2 separate regions of the Homo sapiens genome follow, and region 1 is linked to region 2. A link is a loop called in an ENCODE intact Hi-C map of the cell type or tissue named here. Cell type or tissue: natural killer cell. All regions are shown on one strand. Each heading gives the region's core, and the rest is flanking DNA. Links, peaks and the distances in the headings are about the cores only.

The links. Hi-C counts contacts between places; a loop is a spot of excess contacts. Peaks named below come from ENCODE experiments on the same cell type or tissue, not always from the same donor. Only the 100,000 strongest peaks of a DNase experiment are listed, where the experiment ranks them.
Region 1: it touches region 2 in a loop (30-fold over the local background); 28 of 110 quality-filtered maps call a loop at or near these places.

The regions. Positions count from the first base shown.
Region 1 is chr2:137,860,798-137,870,673 of GRCh38, forward strand. No RefSeq gene overlaps it. Among named protein-coding and RNA genes, the nearest start is that of HNMT, 99 kb to the right of the region's middle. In natural killer cell, for the core only: no CTCF peak of the experiment used is centred there; a DNase peak (open chromatin) is centred at 5,354.
Region 2 is chr2:138,822,781-138,832,656 of GRCh38, forward strand. No RefSeq gene overlaps it. Among named protein-coding and RNA genes, the nearest start is that of NXPH2, 47 kb to the left of the region's middle. In natural killer cell, for the core only: CTCF peaks have their summits at 4,880 (motif pointing left) and 5,079; DNase peaks (open chromatin) are centred at 4,841 and 6,731.

The sequences.
Region 1 (9,876 bases), core at 996-8,995, 960 kb before region 2:
CATAGAAAAAGATTTGAATTTTTAACCTTTTCAACAATTTGTTTTGACGTAGTAGACAATGGGCATTTATAAGCAGAATGAAGGACAGACAGGAAGATTGATTTAAGTGGCACTTAAGAATGTTTGAAAGTTTTAAAAAATTCACTGAAGAAGTAACATGAGTTGAAATTGCGGAATCTCTGTTTTAGCCACAATACTGAAAAGGACAAAGATTTCTTTTTCTATTGAGCTTATATTTTAAATGGGGAGTTAAAATATAAATAAACTTAAACTAATGAATGAATGAACAAATAACTGAAATAGCATAGTATATCTTAGGTGAGAAACTGTATAGAGATAATGAGCACATTAAGTAGAAAGGAGTGTGCAAGGGAAGGGATGGGGATATGCTGCAGTGTTAAATAATGTGATGAGAAAGGGCTTCATTATGAGATGGGAATTGTATGGAGATTTCTCCAAAAGTTAAAAATAGAACTACAGTGTGATGCAGCAATCCTACCACTGGATATATATCCAAAGGAAATACAATCAGCGTTCCTATGTTCATTGCAACATTATTCACAAAAGCCAAGATATGAAAGTTACCTAAGCATCCATAAATGGACAAATGAATAAAGAAAATGTGGTATATATTATATATTCAATAGATTATCATTCATTCTTAAGGAAATCCTGTCATTTGTGATAACATGGATGAACCTAGAGGATGTTATGCTAAGTGATATGAGCCGGGCACAAAAAGACAAGTCAGTACTGCATTATCTTACACAGACGTGGAATCTAAAAATGACCAACTCATAGAAGTAGAAGGCAGAATAGTGGTTACCAGGGGTTGGCAAAAAGGTGAAGGTTGGGGGGATTGGGAAGATGTTGATCAAAAGATACGGTATTTCAATTAGATAGAAGAAATTAGTTCAAGAGATCTGTTGTACAACATGGTGACTAGAGTTAGTAACAATATATTGTACAATTGAAAACGGCTAAGAAAGTAGATTTTAAGTGTTTTCATCACAAATAAATAAGTTCGTGAGGTAATGTATATGTTAATTAGCTTTAGTTAGCCATTCCACAATGTATACATATATAAAAATATGATAAATATGTATCAGGTTGATGAAAAAGTAATCACGGTTTTTGCTAATATAATTTTTGTTAATTAAAAAATAAATTTTAAAAAAGCTAACGTCTATCAATGGGGTGGTTAATAAACAGTTAAAATGAATATATAAAGAGGAAATGAGAGTTAAACAAGGTATTCAAAGTGGTGGTAAGAGAATATTTCTGAAAGAGCTACCAGCAAGAGTGAAATCTCTAATGTGCAGTCGTGTGGGGAAACTGGCTTATTTCCCAAAAGCTCATTGTTAAATTATCAGAAATTGTTTGAGCCAGTTGCTAAATATGGTCATTATTAAACATCATATTACATGCACTTAAAATTAAATAAAATGCATTAGAAAAAAAGATATTCATTACTTGTTAATCATTTTACTACATTTTATTATTGATGATCTTGAAGTTATTTACTCCTATTCTTTCTATATTGTGAATACAATATAATGATGTACTTCTGTGCATTTCTTCCCAATTCTGTATTCAAAGATGTCATAATGATCATTTGAAATCTCCAAGGGTGGAAGTACTTACATCACAGAAGTTGGCAAACACTACAAATCAGGGCTTTCTTTCATGTTTTATTGATTATCTAGACACAAGAAAGAGATAGAATGTTAGTAATGCATATTGAACTTAAAAGTGTGCTGTATCCTATTATTTCAAGATCTTAGTCAACTTCATATATAAAACATGCCGTGCTTCTGGGTTAACTTTTCTAGGAAATTGCTGTGGTTTCTTCTTCTTTTGAATATGTGAGTGTCTTAGTCTGTTTTGTATTGCTGTAAAAGAATACCCAAGACTGAATAACTTATTAATTAAAGAGTTTTATTTAGCTCTTGTTTCTGCAGGCTGGAAAAGAAGCATGACACCAGCATCTGCTTTTAGTGAGAGCCTCAGACTGCTTTCAATCATGACGGAAGGCAAAAAGGAGCCAGTGTGAACAGAGATCACATGCTGAGAGAAGATGCAAAAGAAAGAGGAGGGAGGTACCAGACTCTTTTTAACAACCAGCTCTCACAGAAACTAATAGAGTGAGAACTCACTCATTCCTGTAAGGGTTGCACCAAACCTTTCATGACTAGGCCCCACATCCAACATTCAGGACAAAATTTCAACATGAGCTTTGTGAGGGACAGACGTTCAAACTGTAGTTGTGAGTCTCGCCTGACTAAGGAGTTTTACCTATACACTGAAGGAAAATCAGAGAGGCTAAATAGATATAAAATGCTTAACTTTAGGGTGAGAGGATGGAGACAAAACTATAAGCTGAGTGGAATGCACATGCCAGAAAGAGTAGAGTGCCAACATCTATCCTAGGAATCATAATTCCCAAACAGGTAATTTTATCTCTGTCAAAAAGAGCCCTGTTAATTTTTCCTGGGAATAAATGCTGCATTACAAGCATTTGGAAAGGGGATGTGGAGAGAAAACTGGGATATTTGACCTATAGGTAGACTTTTAATTAATTACCCTGCTTTGATTTCCCTTTGATACGGCTGAGCTGTGTCTCCACCCAAATCTCTTCTCAATTGTAATCTCTATAATCTCCATGCATTGAGGGAGTGATCAGGTGGGAAGTGATTGGATCATGGGGTGGTTTCCCTCATGCTGTTCTTATGATAGTGAATGAGTTCTCATGAGATCTAATGGTTTTATAAGGCAGTTTTCCCTGCTCTTGCTAGCTCCCTCTTTCCTGCTACCATGTGAGGGTCTTTGCTTTCCCTTTGCCTTCTGCCATGATTGTAAGTTTCCTGAGGCCTCCCCAGCCACGTGGAACTGTGAGTCAATTAAACCTCTCTATGTAAGAAAGGGTGCCCATATAAGCCTACACCAAATGGTTAATAGGAGTTCTTTCTGTGCAATAGTACTAAGTAACCTAACTTTTTTTTCTTTTCTATATTTCCCGATTTTGCAAATAAACATATTTACTTGCTTAATACAGTTGTTTTTAAGGACATGTTACTTTCTGATTTTAAGTTTGCAACTGGTAACATTACTGCTGTCTTCACCAGTTGTCTAGAACTGGCTGATTGGTTATTTTTAACAATGACATTAACCAATACTGTCTCAGAAGATTAATTTGTCTTTCAAAGTTGGGGTAATTTTTCTTTGTTCATGTTACTTTAGCTGCAGTCAATGAAAGGGAGTTTTTACAAAGATAATCAGAGCATAGATAAGCTTTCACAGGATATTCTTATTTTCTGCTTTCGGTTTTTTCCTCAATAGTACCTTAAATGGCAGCATACAGATGAATGAAGATCTGTTAATGTCAGCATTGATTTTATAATCCCTCAGCAGAAACTCAAATGGGATCTGATGTCTGCCATGACTTTTTTATTCTTATGGAATAAGTATGGTTTAAGAAACTATGGCTTCATTGTTTGTAAGGCAAATATTTCCAACTTTGCTGTATTCCTTGACAATCTGCCTTAAGCAAGAATATATGACTTACTCTTTGCCTAAAAATTTTGTTTGATGGATTTTTTTGATGTAGGTATATATACATATATATTTATAAAATGTAAATTAACAAATATTTCTTTATATCCCAAATAATTAAAAATACATTGTCATAGACACCATTATTCTGCAATTCCTTCTGGGGGAGATAAGAGGACTTAGGACATCAGTCTCACTTCTTTGGAGGAACGATAACCTGGTTATACCAATAGCTTGGCTATAGGGTGTAAGAAAGTAATGCGTTCCTCACTAGGAAATATATAACTGCCTTTGTGACATTGCAATTAAGTCTCAAGTTGGAGACATCTGATTGTGTGGGGTGTGAGAGTGAGGAGAGATGTCTTTTCTAGTTTCTTCATAACATTTGGCATTCAGGGCTCTCAACTTACAACAATTTATTGATGTCCATATGTATTGTTAGATAAATTTGGGTGTATGGGAGTAACAGTCTCAGTCTCAAAGTGAATCATGTTGAAGCAAAATACTAAATGAATGTATTTTGAACTATCTATCAAATAGATAATATGTTCTCCTTAGATTCGTTCAAAAGTCATTCTTTAAATATGTATTCAGTGAGGTTGTCAGTCCCACACATCTGTGGCCAGTGAAGAGCAAGAAAAGCATGAAAAGGCTGCCAGAGTCCATAGCATATCACTTGCATGACAATAGAGCTGCTGCTAGCGAGACAGATATTGGGGGAAATTCAATAACCTAGGGTTGAGGGCAAAATTGCATCAGCCAAAATCATGCTTAAAACTTAAAAGAGGTTACAGAGCATTGGATGGGGAGAGAGAATGCAAAGCCAAATTCTCGGTGAAAGGCATAGAGGCATAGGGATTATAAGAAAGACTTTGTGAAAATCATTCTGGTAGAATTTGTGTCCCTATTTCAAGCTCAAACTGATAAGTATACTTGACCTCCATATTCTAACCTAGTCACATCAGTCAATTGAGCCATTGTTGAGAAGACTTAAATGATTACTTCATGGAGAACTCTCTGGAGCAGTGGACTGGCAAGGAAATATGTGTAAATAAAATAGTTAATCAATCCTAAAGTATTAATATTTTATGTTAAATTTGCAATCTGTGTATTTTATTTAAATACTGGTAATAATAAAAAGAATTTGATATATTAGCTTTGTTGTTTTTAGCTGTGAGTAAATAGGATGTTTTTGTAAATTGAACTGTAATATTTATGGGAACTCAGTTCCTGGCTTATGTCAATTTATTTATTAGATTAATAACATTTCATATCATGTTTAAATATATGTATATTTAATTTATAAAATTTAGTTTAGTGTGTTTAAGAGAATGTACTTCACTAAGTTTGTAAGCAGGAACTACTGGTTAGGAAACATTAACTGCTTAACTTGGGTTAACCATTAATTTTAAATAAGATGAAATAAACTACTCTCATTTTTATCTAAATATTACTTATAAGTTAATAAAACATAGATGAACTAAAAGGTCTAAGGAAAATTAATCCTTTAGTAAAACTGACTATTAATTTGAAACTCTCAAATATTAAAACTCATGTCAGCATGCCACAATTGATAACATAAATTGTATATAATACAGTTGATAATGGAATTCTATTCCTCATCAAGTGTCAGAGAAGTTGATAGTTCTAGGTATTTATGGAGGTGGGAAAGAGTGGACAGAGAGTCCAAAGAAATGAGGTCCGATAGGGAAACATTGAGGGTCAAGGTCTACCCATCCACAAGACCTCAAATCATCCCCCTTAGGATTTAACTCAAAATGGGCAACAGCCACCAGGTGGTGCCAAACTACAGCCCAAACCAGTTATGGATTTAGCTCATACAGACAAACCACTGGGCCTCATTCTGACTAAATACATGGAGTTGAACCAATTAATTCCTTAACCTTACATTAATTGAATTGCACGTTTTCATAAAATTCAGTTTCTGCCTTTCAATCACAGTGTAATGTTGGGATTTTTACTGTGACTATAGTTATTTTTGATTCTCAAGGTTTCACCTAACACATTTTAAAAAATTGCATTCATAGACATAGCAGCCTTATAGAAGATGGAAATTGTACAATGCTCCCAGCTCTTCTGTGTCTGAAGTTATCTGAACTCAGTACAATTTATCTGGTGTTATTAATAATGTTAACTTGGTCTGCATAATCAATGGCACCTAGAGAATATTCCACAAAAGTATTCTGTAATCTGTTTATAAAGTTAGTAAAATAATTTGTTAATACTTTATCCCAAATATTAAATATACTATACATCACTTGTTACATATTTACATGAAGATAAATATGTTTAACAAATGATGTATGATATTTACAAGTAACTAATGAAATTGAAACTCTAATTGATATTCAATGTCAGTCCATTTATAGTGTAGTGACAATGATGATGAGAGTAAATAGGCAAAAGTCTTTATAGCCTTCCTCCTCTTGGACATCAGGCTTTGTCATATGTTAACGTAAGAGCAAATGAGTTGTCTCCTGGAAGTAAAGGTGATACGCAAATTGTAAAAAGTTCTTTTATCTCCATGTGGTTATTCAATGTTGAGATCTGTGTATGTCTATGTACTCTAAATATACATAATGAACTTAATTTTTATGTTTTGATATTATCTTTATTTTACTAATTGTTTCATGCTAATCCGTGAATTACAGAAACACTTTCTTATGTGCCATGAAATTCCTACAAATGTGTGTATCTGTGCTATATCTATCTATGAGAAAGGTTTACCATGAATTACAGAGACACTTTCTTGTATGCCATGAAATGCCTGCAAATGTGTGTATGTGTGCTATATCTGTCTATGAGAAAGGTTTATCACCTAGGCTGAACACTTGGGTTTCTCCCCTGGGTTTGTTTTCTATCTCTTTTTAAAGATGACTGGTCTTCAAAAGAATCTCTTACTCTTGGGGCTGAGACTAATCTAACTGACTGAACTAAAACTTCACTATAAAGAGATTTTATGTTCTTTGCATGCTAATTACAGTAGCGCTGTGAAAAACCACCCTGAAAATAGGTCCAACACAAGCATGAAGCTATGAAATACATGCCAATTTATGTGAGCCTGTACAATACTAGCTCATCTGACCACCCAACACTCTCTAAAAGGATCCCTTAATGTATTAGAATATAGACTGGCTCACAATTAAAACTTACCATTTCTTTAAAAAAAAATTTTTTTAAATTTTTTTGGCCTAATTGTATTTTTTTAATTGACGAATAATAATTGCCATATTCATACATATTCATGGGGTACATAGTAATGTTTGGATACCTATAATATATAGTGATTAGATGAGGGTAATTAGCATATCTGTTATCTCAAAGCTTTATCATTTATTTGTGTTGGGAACGTTCAATATCCTCCTCCTAGCTATTTGAAACTATATCATACATTATGGTTAACTATAGTGATCCTAAAATGGTATGGATTTCATTATGGGATATCAATTTAGTTGGTGGCAGCCTACCAGGTACATAGGCCAGATGGGAGACAATCTTTTAATCAATTATATGACCCAGAGAGCAGACTATGATCATTGAAACAAATTTATAAAATAAGCATAGACCTGACCTTGGAGGCCCTTGTTTGAACATATCTTTACAATTGTTTCAATGGCATGCCTCCAAAAAATTCAGCAATACCCCATTGGTTTTCTTCCCAAGATGCTAAGAGCAGTAAGCAGTTAGTATTTAAGATAACTTATAGGATCATGAAGAAGCTTCATTGAATTTTAATGACAAAATTTGAGTTGAGGGGAAGCATATTTTAAATTGCTTGCATTTCTTTCTATGGGACAGTAATTCAAACTATTATTTTTATAAATATATAAGGCTAAAATGTTAACATCAAGTATGTTAGCAAAATGAGTCAAATTTCAGAGTTATGAAAGCAATATCAGCCAAGCAGAAAGTAAAAGTATTCCTACTCAAGGCGTATAAATTTCTATATTAGAAAGTAGGCCCCTGACGTTTTTGAGGGGTGGTCCATTTGTCAAGTTGTAAGTAGTCAATAACTGTTCATCTCCTGAAGACATAGAGAATACCTAATGTCTAAATTATATCCCAAGTACCTAATATTGTGCTAAGACCTTTTAGATCTTCAATAAAATCTAGTGATTGACAAAGAAAATACATCATACTTTTCACAGCCTCCGTATCAAGAGCTTTTAGTTTGGTAGGTTTATTTGGCTTCCTTACTGTCAAGTTTGCATGTCACAAAATGGGATAAGAGGAACAGGTCTCTTTTGATCTTTAAAACTATACGGATTTGACCCACCAATTCCAAGTCCAATAAATAATCAATTAACAGCCACTTTGTGGATATATAAGTATACATAAGTGTATGTTTTCTATAGCCATAGAAAGTCTCACTGAGAAAGTGATGTTTGATTAAAGACCTGGAGGGGAGAAATTACGTAAATATGTAGATAATGTCATAAATTCAACCAGTATATGTGGTAGAAATATAACCAATTATAATACCCTGTCTGTTCAGTAAAGAGAGATTACAAATTCAAACTATCATTCCTCTGAATTGGCAGTCTATAGAGTCTTTTTAACAGGTAGTTACTGTGTGGCTTTTTGTTCAAAAAAGATTGAGAATCAACAGTTATGGTAGGCACCGTGGGTTTGCAAATCCAAAATTTATTCTCAATTCTTCTCTCTTTTGCTCACCTCTGCATTTAGATGCTAGAAAAATCTCAATACCTTTCTGCCTGCTATGTAGCCATACAGGACAGTGGGAAGTTAAAATAGAAAAACGTTTGATTTCTTGAAAGACAACAGGCTCAGTGTCTTGGTCCCCTGTCCTTTTGCTATGGCTTTGAATGCAAATAACATAACTGGACATGGGTAGATATCCTGGACCACAGGGTAGCGAGGATGAAGGAAAGGCCCAAAGAATCTCAGAGACATTAACCCTACAATCAAGCTGTTAAACCAACACTAAAGCTGCTTTACTCAAGACTTAAAAAAAAATTTGAGAAAAATACACCCTGATTCATTTGAACTTCTGTAACTCAAGTTTTCATTTACTTGTGGCTAAAATCTTTTCTAATGTTTACAGACAGAAAGAGCTAAACCCATGCAATTGTGAGATTAAGCAAAAGCCCATTCCTGTGCCTAAGACTAACAAACCCTCCATGCGTTCTTGAACTCATTCACCTCTTTGTTTTTTTGTGACTTATCTCACAGATAATGAGACCTTAATAACAAATAAGTGTAAAAAAATTTTCACATTGAAATGTTACAAACATTTGATGTAATAAAACCTTGTTGGCGTGATAAACACATCACATTCATTATCTCTTATTTAGTAACTGTTTTTGATTAAAAACACTCTAGAGATAATTTTGATTTCACAAAGGAAGAAGAAAGTTAGATACAAATTCAGGAACATATAATCAAATTCTGATACTAGGACTAGAAGACTTGACTTGATATAAGCTGTTCTTTTAGTCACGAGAAAGGAGTTCTATGTTTTGAGAAAATGATATTGATCAAAGTCCAATGACACCAAATAAATATATCATTATGGAATAAGAATGCCATTTCTATACGGATTTGGTCTTTTGTTGACAACAGGAGTGTAAATTGTCATTCAACTGCAAAGTGTTATTTAGTAGCTCATGCTTAAAGAAAACAAATCATAACCACAGGTTATTTGCTGACTCTTACTGGGAAAAATAATAAGGCTTATTCTTTTGGTAAAATTAAACCATGCATAGTATGAGATAGTGTGACTTGCATTATGTATCCTATGATACGAAATTATATCCCATATTCTCATATTTTATTATTATTTATTTATGAGGGCTCAAAAGTCCTTTGCTCTCCCACCATAACAAGTTCCACCTTCCCCCTCTACCTAGTTTTATAGTCAGAAATACAGAAGAAGTAAATGTAATTAGATAAATTTTATTAATATTTGTTTTATCCACTGAATGAATTGCTGCTCTCAAGTTTTCTAAAATTGCTTTATGTTATCATACTTATGTCAATTTTATAGCCATCTGCAAATTGAAATGTACATGAAAACATAAAGTTTAAAGAATCAATATAGCCATGGACATGTTAAAAGAGTTCTGTGATTTGTTTCTCACTATTGGAATTGGCAAGTTTTTTAAAAAGTGTGTCTGTGTGTGTGTGTGTGTGTGTGCATACATGCATGGGTGTGTATTTTATAAGTTTAATTTGAAGTTAACTAGAAATGACAACAATTAAGCCTTCACAATTAAATATGAATTCTGCCTGTTGTTATTAAGTCCTATTTAAGAAATAAAAGCTTAAATACCTTAATTTCTG
Region 2 (9,876 bases), core at 1,245-9,244:
ACAATTTGTATCTCACTTAGTGTGGTAGAGATTGCTAGTTTCTTATCCCAACGTCTTTTTTCTTCCCTCACTTCTTAGCAATGAAACCCCACATTATTCAGGAAGTAGTTTTTCCAGCGAAGGGGTATAATCAAACCCTCCTTTTGCTGTAACTGGTCATTTGACTAGGTTCTCTCCAAAGATTCATAAGCAAAAACATTGTGTGAGACACCTGGGAGTCTCCATTTAAAAGCTCAGAGACAAACCGTTATTTGTTGCTTCTTTATTTGTGCTCCCTGTAATGCAGATAGTAGCTAAAATACACCAGCCATTTTGTACCAGAAAATGATATTGAAATTCATTTTGGTTACAACACAAGCATTTTGGTTTTGCTTATATGCAAATGAATTTTATCTTGATAGATTGTTAGACTCTTGCAGAAAAATTCTTGGTCCAACTCACCTTTGTACATCTAACAGCATTGTTTCTCTAACGATCTGTGACTAATTCATTAGAGATGCACACTTTTGTAAAATAAACAAATATGTAAGACATACAAAATATAAGTGCCCATTTTTTATTATTAGGCTTTATTATTAGGTTTTTATTATTAGGTTTATTACTAGGTTTTATTATTAGGTTTAAATGTGTATCTCAATATGTATAAAATCATTAGGAGTGATTTCAGCAAGATGGTAGAATAAGTTTCGTTCTCCCCAACAGAAGTGCCACTAGTAAATATCCACAGACAAGCATGCCATCCTGAATAATCCAGAAGCTGGAAGAGAGGCAGAGACACCCCCCTTGGGCCACAAAACTGAGAAAAGCCACCATCTGATTAATGGTAGGAGGCACAGACCTCTTCCACTACGATAACCCATTCCCCAAGCTGGCAGAGCACCACACGCAAAGAATGCACCTGGAGCCACAGTTTCTACAGTGGGAAAGGGGAACTAAAGGTGAACATTTGGCTTCCCTGCCAATCTAGGAACCTTTGCAGCAGGCCCACTCCTATCTCATTTCAAGGGAAGCACGGAGTGGTGGCCGGATTGAATTACCTGGAGTCAATTGGAGACAAAGAATAGGGGTGGGGCTCACAGCCATCAGCACACAGATCTTGGTAGCTCCTCTTCAGTGCAGTCTGCTGAGGCACCACACCATAGAAAGCAGCCAGTGGTCCACAGGTCCACAGATCTTCCAGGACTGAGTTCCTAGCCACCTTTCCCACATAGCTGGGGTGCTTTTGTAGAGACTTTCCCAGACCTAGCATACACTACAGGCCTGAATTAAGTTCTAGTGCTTACATTAAATCTTCCCCAGATCTTGAAACAACTGCAAGTCAACAGCTAAGTTCAGGTGCAGCAATGAAGTTCCAGTATTTACAGTTATCCCCAGAACAGAAAGCAAATGGGGATCAGAGATTAAGTTCTGGTACGGTAATTACATTCTGAGGCTCACATTAAGCCTTCCTGAGATTGAGAAATAACTGCAGGTCAGCGATTAAATTCCAGTATCAAATAGTAAAGATCTAACACCATCAGGCTGGGTGCGGTGGCTCACGCCTGTAATCCCAACACTTTGGGAGGCCAAGGTAGGCGAATCACCTGATGTCAGGAGTTCAAGACCAGCCTGGCCAATATAGTGAAACCCTGTCTCTACCTAAAATACAAAAAAAATTAGCCAGGCGCCCAGTGGGTGGAGGTTGCAGTGAGCCGAGATCACACCACTGCATTCCAGCCCGGGCAACAAGAGCGAAAACTCTGTCTCAAAAAAAAAAAAAAAAAAAATCTAACACCACCAAAGAGCACATACAAAGGCTGGAAGAGTTGGCCTTCAAATCTGCAAGCATCAATGCAAGGATACAAAGAATATGAAGAATCAGGGAAATATAACCCTACCCCCCAAAACTCCAAAACAATAGCACAATGAATAAAACTCAAGTAATAAACCTAGACAAAAAGGAGAATTATAAAATGACTGGCAAAGAATTCAGAATAATCCCCTTTAAAACTCCTGGGAAATTACAAATATAGATAGAAGATTAAATTTGAAAAACAATTCATGAACAAAATGAGAAGTTTGACAAAAAAAGAAACATTAAATAAAGAAAGCCCAGAAACAGACTATAATAACTGAACTAGTTATAGACTATAATAACTGAACTAGTTAATAAGAAACCTTCATATAATAAAATTTTCTGAAAAAGAGAGAGAAAAAAACTAGTAAGCTTAAAGAAATAATGGCTAAAAATTTCCCAAATCTGGGAAAAGACAATAACATCCAGGTACAGGAAACTCAGAGGTTGCCAATCAAATAGAGTTAACAGGAAAAATTAAAGTTTAATAAATTTAATTAGAAAAAAATTGGAAAAAACAAAGATGTAAAACCATATTCATGGTTGTTTAAGAGTGTGTTGTACAAAATGATTAACATAGAGAATCACTATTGTACTCCTATCTTTTGGTCATTCTGCAATATAATTAAACAAAAGGTCACGAGGAAAAGAACGATTCCATATACTAGACATGTTTACTTTGAATGAACAGCATGTATACCAACATTTAGGTTTTTAATGTGATGAATAATCTTGTTTGTTAATTTATTTAATCCAAGGATAGGATTAATAGCATTGCTATTTTCAGGGAATAATGTACAGTAGACTGTTGATGGGAGTGGAAGTAGGGATTTTAAAGCGCTTATTTCATTTCCATTCCCACTTTCCACTTCACTTATCCATAGGGCAGCTTTGCTGTTGCCTGCATCTTGGTGTAGTTAGAAACATGGGCTCCCGAACCAGTCTTTCTGTGGGTTCACATCTTCGTTCACTATTTACTAAATATCATGCATTGGGCAAGTTATTTAGATGATCTGTATCTCATTTTCTTTGTGAACGAAATGGGGTTGATAAATCTCTATAGAGTTGTTGTGAGGGTTAAACACTTATGGAAAGTGTTTCATAAGTACTCCCAAATTGTTAGCAACCATTTACCAGAGACCAAAGGTAGGAAACAGTGTTTGACAGCATCAGAGAAAAAGATGGACAGGAACAACAAGCTGTTTGTTATAAAGCTCCTCTAGTATGGTGAGCTTTATTAACCAACTGCCGTGGCGGTGCAAGCAAGGGGAAAGCCTTCCTCCCTCCAGCCTTCCCGTGCACTTGCTGGCCCATACAAGAACGCTGCTGAGGTCAACTGTCCCTCAGGAAAGGGCAGTGCTGGGGCCTGGGAGTGCCTGCAGACCCTGGACCATCTTCAGACCCCTTTCTAGCTCCATTTTACTGCATTCACCAAGAAAACTTCTGGTTTTACTTTCCTTTCCCTAAGAATTTTATTGATTGATTGATTGTAGAAATGGGATCTTGCTATTGTTGCCCAGGCTGATCTTGAACTCCTGGGCTGAAGCCACTCCCCTGCCTCCACTTCCCAAAGTGCTAGGATTGCAGGCATGAGCCACTGCACCTGGCCCATCTAGGACATTTAAAAATATTATTTGTTCCTTGCTGAGCCTTAAACACTATAGATCCGTTTTTTTTTTTTTTCAGGACTTTTCATCTTCTGTTCAGATTGCCATTGCATTCCCAGACATGGGTGCTAAGAGTCTAACTTTGGATCTCTGACAAGTGGTGAGCTTCTCATTTTCTCTTGCAGCCCAGCTGAGCCCTCTCCATACTGGCCATATGCCTGCTCCCTTCCTGCTCTCCTGGGCCTCTAGCTAGTCTCTACCTGTCTGATCTGAGCCCTAAACTCCCCCGTCTGGTCTCTCTTCCTGACTCCCTATATGTATGCATGTTTCCAGAACCTTTCCTCTCCTGGTAAGTGACAGTAGAGAACCATTCAGCTAAATATAGATTTTCCATGTCTGCTGGATAAGATAGAAAATTAAATTTGAAAAACAATTCATGAACAAAATGTTTCTTAATAAATAACAGCTAAAATTTGTTGAGGAGAGAAAGCAGACTAAATATCTTCTAGTCTTATAAGTTAATTCTTATCATCAGAACTATGTGACAGTGCAGTAATCAAGGCTTAGCGAGCTTGAGCAATTTGTACAAAGTTAAACAGTTAATGGTGTGGAGTGGATTCAAGCCCTCTTTGGTGGCTGCAAAACCCACCGTCAGGTCACCAAGTTCTGCTGCCTCAGCTAATCACTTGATACCTGGTGAGATGTTCTTATCTTCCTTTGATCCCCACCACAGCCCTATAAAGGAAGCTGAGAAGGGCCTATTATTGCTATTTTACAAGCGAGAAAATTGAGGGCCAAAAAAGACGGCATCAGAGAAGGGGAAGGAAGTGGCCTCCAGACCTCCTAGCAATGAGACTCCAGGGCTCTTGCTACTTCAAGGAAAATTGATGAGATTCCACCCCCAAAGTGTGGTAAGGGGGTGAAGCTCTGTCTCCTGTGCTGACTGGTCAGCCAACTTTGTGATGGCTGGAAGCCCTGCATCCTACCATCTGTTAGGTATGTTTAATATCGCTACTGGTAACAAATTGATCTGTGGGAAGTGTTTAAGCCTAAGCTCTTCCCCCAAGCACTTCCCCCAGATTTAGTTTATTTAAATCTAGTTTCTTTCCCCTACTAACCAGTAAAGAGTATTCGAATTTGTAAGTTTCCAGCGTTTACAGCTTTCCAAATGAACCAGCCAGCATGAAAGAAGTATGTTTTCCTTTTATTTGCTATTTGTAATATTATAGTTTTCACTCTCAGCGCCCATTGGCAGATGCACAGGAATGTTTAGAGATGTATTTATCACTTGGGTTGGACTTGGCTTACACACCCAGCTCAACTCCTGTATCAGGGACTCACCACTCTTTATCACTGTTCACTATGCTCATCAGAAATGAAGCGGCATGTTGACTGGAACAGTAGCTCTATGCTGCCATCTTCTGGAATTCTAGAGAAGATGCTTTTCCTGTGTAGTTACTAGAAAATACTTTTAAGTAGAATTTAAGAGACCTAGACAAACAGAAAAAAACTCAAAACATGATAGATGCTTGTACACTGAAGAAGGAAGCCAGAGAAGATTATTTCAAAACCAAAATGACTGTAAATAAAAGTAATGAAGTTATGCTATGTTTTCATTTTCTTTTCAACATTTACTATACTTGCTGTTAAAAATTTTGGATTGAAATCAAATACCTGCTGTAGTATCGAATCAGACAGGGGTTGAGCATTATCTCCTGAAGATGTGCAATTTTCTTCTTGGCTAAAGCCAATTTATAACTAAGAAAGGCAATAGGGAACAATTCTCCCAGGATTCCATAGACAAAGATCACAGGAAAAGGGAACTTCTGAGATAAAATGGCATTTGTAATCCCCAAGAATGGCTCCAAAAAGACTGTGCTTGCTATAAATCAAGATTTATTTTATCTCTTGAATCTACAGAGATTTCAGAACAAAGGACTTAAAAATATTTTCCAAATCCAAAACGCCAAAAGTGTTAAGCATTTTGGGGATCCTTGTGTTTTTAGGCTCAAACCTCAAATAACTGAAAAGCAATGTAGCCAGAATTTCAATTTTTAAATATATTTGAAATGGTATCAAATTATAAAAAGTTAAACATTCAGAAATCTTGCTATAAAAGTAATTGTAACTGCTATTTCTCTTCCTTGGCTTTAGGTTAAATGTCAGCTCCCCAAGGAAGCCTTCTCCAACTGCTGGCAGACGCCAAGCTCCCTGCTTTACTTCACTTGTTGCTCTCTGCCTTTATAACATTGAACACAGCTGTCCGTGATTAAATATTTATTTGTGTAATATTTAGTCAATTCCTCCCCTTCTCTCCTCAAACATATCTGTTCTCCATGTCTGGCAGAGAAGAGATATTCAATAATTATTTGCTTAATGAATTAATGGCCTTTTGGTGTATGTCCTGGGGTCAGTATTTCTCAGCTTCAATCCCTCGTAACTTCCTCATCCACAACTACTGACAATTCGAGTATCTGTGCCAAATCCAAATTGTCTAATTTAGTTATATTCAGCATACTCCTAATGGAGCCCAGATGGAAAGTGGGCTCTTTCAAGTTCAAAGAATTCTGATCATAAGGGTTGAAGTATCAGGGTTTCTCAGATAAACAAAAGTCCAAAGAACTAAAGCATCCCATTCTCCAAGTAATTTGGTTTTCAATGTCATTAAGCAGACACTATTCCCTCTGATCAATACCATAATATCTCAGCCTCAGTTGACAAATCAGCGTTAGGTTGCTGTCAGATTCCACTAAGAACTATGTGCACCTTCACTTGTCTAAGGTGCCACTGGGTCCATCCATCCATCATAAGGAATCTTTGCCATTTAAGGAGTGATGTCGAGGCCGAGGCGGGTGGATCACCTGAGGTCAGGAGTTCGAGGCCGGTCTAGCCAACATGGTGAAACCCCGTCTCTACTAAAAATAGAAAACATTAGCCGGGCGTGGTGGTGCGCCTGTAATCTCAGCTACTCTGGAGGCTGAGGTAGGAGAATAGCTTGAACCCAGGAGGCAGAGGTTGCAGTGAGCCGAGATCTCACCATTGCACTCCAGCCTGGGCACAACAGCAAAACTCTGTCTCAAAAAAAAAAAAAAAAAAAGAAAAAGAAAAAGAAAAAAAGAAGTGATGTCATTTGAAGCAGCATTCAGAGTCCCTCTGAAAATCCACTTTTCACTGAAAAGACACAATTCCATATGTTAAAACCAGTGCAATTACCCATCATTTTCAGTGTGATAACCTGCTAATGCTTCATCCCGCTACTGGAGCCCGGTCTTATTAGTTAGGGCAGGGGGCCCTCTGCTGGGGACATGCCCAGGTCACTGCTTCAAGGCTGATGATCAGGCTGAGTCTGTGTGTCACTCTCACTCAGCTTCTGCAAGCACTGCCACTGGAGAACTGAGAGGACATCAATTGTGGTTGTAGAGCAATGTTTACCTTTGCTTCTGAATAGCATGGTGTGGGCATTTGAAACCTCATGTAAAATAGGTCCAGAAACTCTCAGACTGTTTAAAAGTGCATTCTTGTATTTGTCTGGTTTCCCATTTGATTTTCAGGTTTTACTGAAGTGAGCTGGTTGGGTTGCTTTCTGACTCTCTGGCAGGAAAAACAAAATGAAGTTGCTCTCTAAATAAACTTTTCTACTTATACAGCCATCGCTTTTTGACCTGTCAAGTCCCCTACAGGTAACACACTTGAGCCTATTGATGTGGTGCTATTCTCTAAGTTTCCAAAGCTTAAAGAACACCAGATAGCTAGGACCACGTTAAAGTCTGAAGTTAAGAAGTGGTTAGGCTATGATTTTGTGAATTTGCACTGAAAACATTGCCTAAGAGAAGAAAAAGAACTAAGAGTGCAGGCAGAGCAGAATAGTGTTTCATAGCGTTTGTGCGTGTTCACTCATTTTGGTTTTGTTTTGTTTTGCTTTTCTGAGGAATGAAATAATCCCATTTGTAAAAAATGTTACAAGGTCATTGTTTACTAAATCTTAGTTTACCAGATAGTTGTTTCTCCAATGCAGTTTAGATTATTGGAGTGTGGTCTCCCATTGCTGTCTTCTTTTCCAATATTGTAGCAAGGGCTAGCAATTCCCTCATTAGGACCTGTACGTTTATGTTTTTCCTGCTCAGTGGACAACCAAAGACAACTATCAAATTGAACTGCTTTACTTACTCCTGTAATAGACAGTTGGGCTTTTATAAGCATTGTTTGAGGTGCTTGTTCCTGGAAACTCTGCTACTGAAAATCCTGTTATTATCCAAGTCTGATATGATCAAGATAGCAAATGCCTGGCCAAGAACACAGACAGGTTGGCCTAGTTCAAGGAACATTAGATGGGAGGAACTTAGGCCTAGAACAGTCCGTTGATGTGAGATAAAAAGCATATCTGACATTAGGTAAAAGAAAAAAACCTTCTTTAAATTATGATTAATGCAAAATGAGCTATAATATGGATGTCATAATGAATCACTAGCAGGAAAAATTTTAATGCCAATGAAACTCACTGCAGTGGATCATATAAGTGCAGTGTATGGGATGTGTCAGGGGTGTGCAATGCGCAAGGGAGAAGGTACTCTGAACCTTGATTTCTAGATTTAGTTAGATAGAAACAGCCCTAGGCTGTTTTATGTGCCAGGCTTTGTACTAAGACTTTTAAATGTGTAAGTTCCTATAATCTTTACTACAACTGCATAACATGGGCATTATTATACTCCTTTTAAGAATGACAGAAAATGAAGACAGTTTAGTTATGTTTCTTGCCCCATAACACATAATCATTAAGGATTAGATGTGGAATTCAAATTTAATTATCATTATTATTTTGTTTTAACTCCAAAGCCTACTTACTTTCTATTAATTTACCCTCTCTTCTTGAACTCTGGTTGAAGGAAGCATGCAGTCTATATCCGTGGTTTTTGTTCAACATATTTGGGTAAATACACATTTCCCACTTTTATGTTCGTTAGAGATCTAGAGATTGAGTTTAGGTTTGTTATTTTCCCTTGTTTATTAAGTACAGTTACATGCTGTTCCACAGTGTTTTAGTCATTGATGGACCACATACAACAGTGGTCCCATAGGGTTATAATGAAGCTGAAAAATTTCTATTGCATATATGAAGCAATGCATTACTCACATGTTGGTGGTGATTGCTCACGTGTTTGTGGTGATGCTGGTGTAAACAAACCTACTGCATTGCCACTCATATAAAATTATAGTACATGCAATTATGTACAGTACATACTACTTGATAATGACAATGAATGACTGTGCTACTGTTTTACATATTTATTATACTATACTTTTAATTGTTATTTTACAATGTACTCCTTCTACCTATAAAAAATGTTTACTGTAGAGCAGTATGCCCGGTTACACCAGCAGAAGCCCATACATCTTGTGTTTACTACATTTGTTGATTGCATAATTTTCTCTTCTACTTGATGTGAGCATTACTTCAAAAGAATCAAAAAGATAAAACAATTAAAAAGTGCATAAAGTAAAAAACTTACAGGGAACTAAGATTAATTTGTTATTGAAGAAAGAAATTTAAAAACGGTAAGCCTGGTGCAACTTGTGTGCACTATTTATAAAGTCCTCAGTAGTATACAGTAATATTCTAGGCATTTACATTCACTCAGTACTTACTTACTGACTCACCCAGAGGAACTTCCAGCTCTGCAAGCTCCATCCATAATAAAGGTCATGCAGGTATACCATTTAAAAAAATCTTTTGTACTGCATTTTTACTGATCTTTTCTATGTTTAGATAAGTTTAGACACACAAATCCTTACCATTGTGTTACAATTGACTACAGTAATTGTACAGTAACATGCTGTACAGGTTTGTAGCCTAGGAGCAATTTAGCCTACATGTGTGTTAGGCTATACCATCTAGGTTTGTGTATGTACACTCCATGATGTTCACACAATGACAAAGTCACCTAATGATGCAGTTCTCAGAATGTATCTCCATCATTAAGCAATGTGTGACTGTGTACCAATTTTTTTTTTTCTAGAATGAAAATACTTTAACCTGGGATTCTAGTTAGATTAAGAAAGTCTGCTTTTTCTTTAAATATTGTAGATGACAGGTTGATTGTTTTGGACATCATACCATATATTTAGGATATATAATGAGACAAGTGGTATACTAATAGCAAAGAGAAACAAAAAAAGTGGCAAGTTACTTCTAAACTCTAGGCCTCAGTTTCCCCACTTGAAAAAATAAATCTGTTGGGCCAGATCATTACTAGCTCTTCTAACTATAAATATCATTATTTAAATAGAACTTTTTCTTTTTCTTTCCTTCCTCTCAACTTTCCACCTACCCTCCCTCCTTCCTTCCTTCTTTCCCTAAATTAGTCATATTAAAATACTTTACTTAGCTTTAATCATCCTGAGCAGACCATCTGCTTCTGTATTTTATCAAAAAGCAGA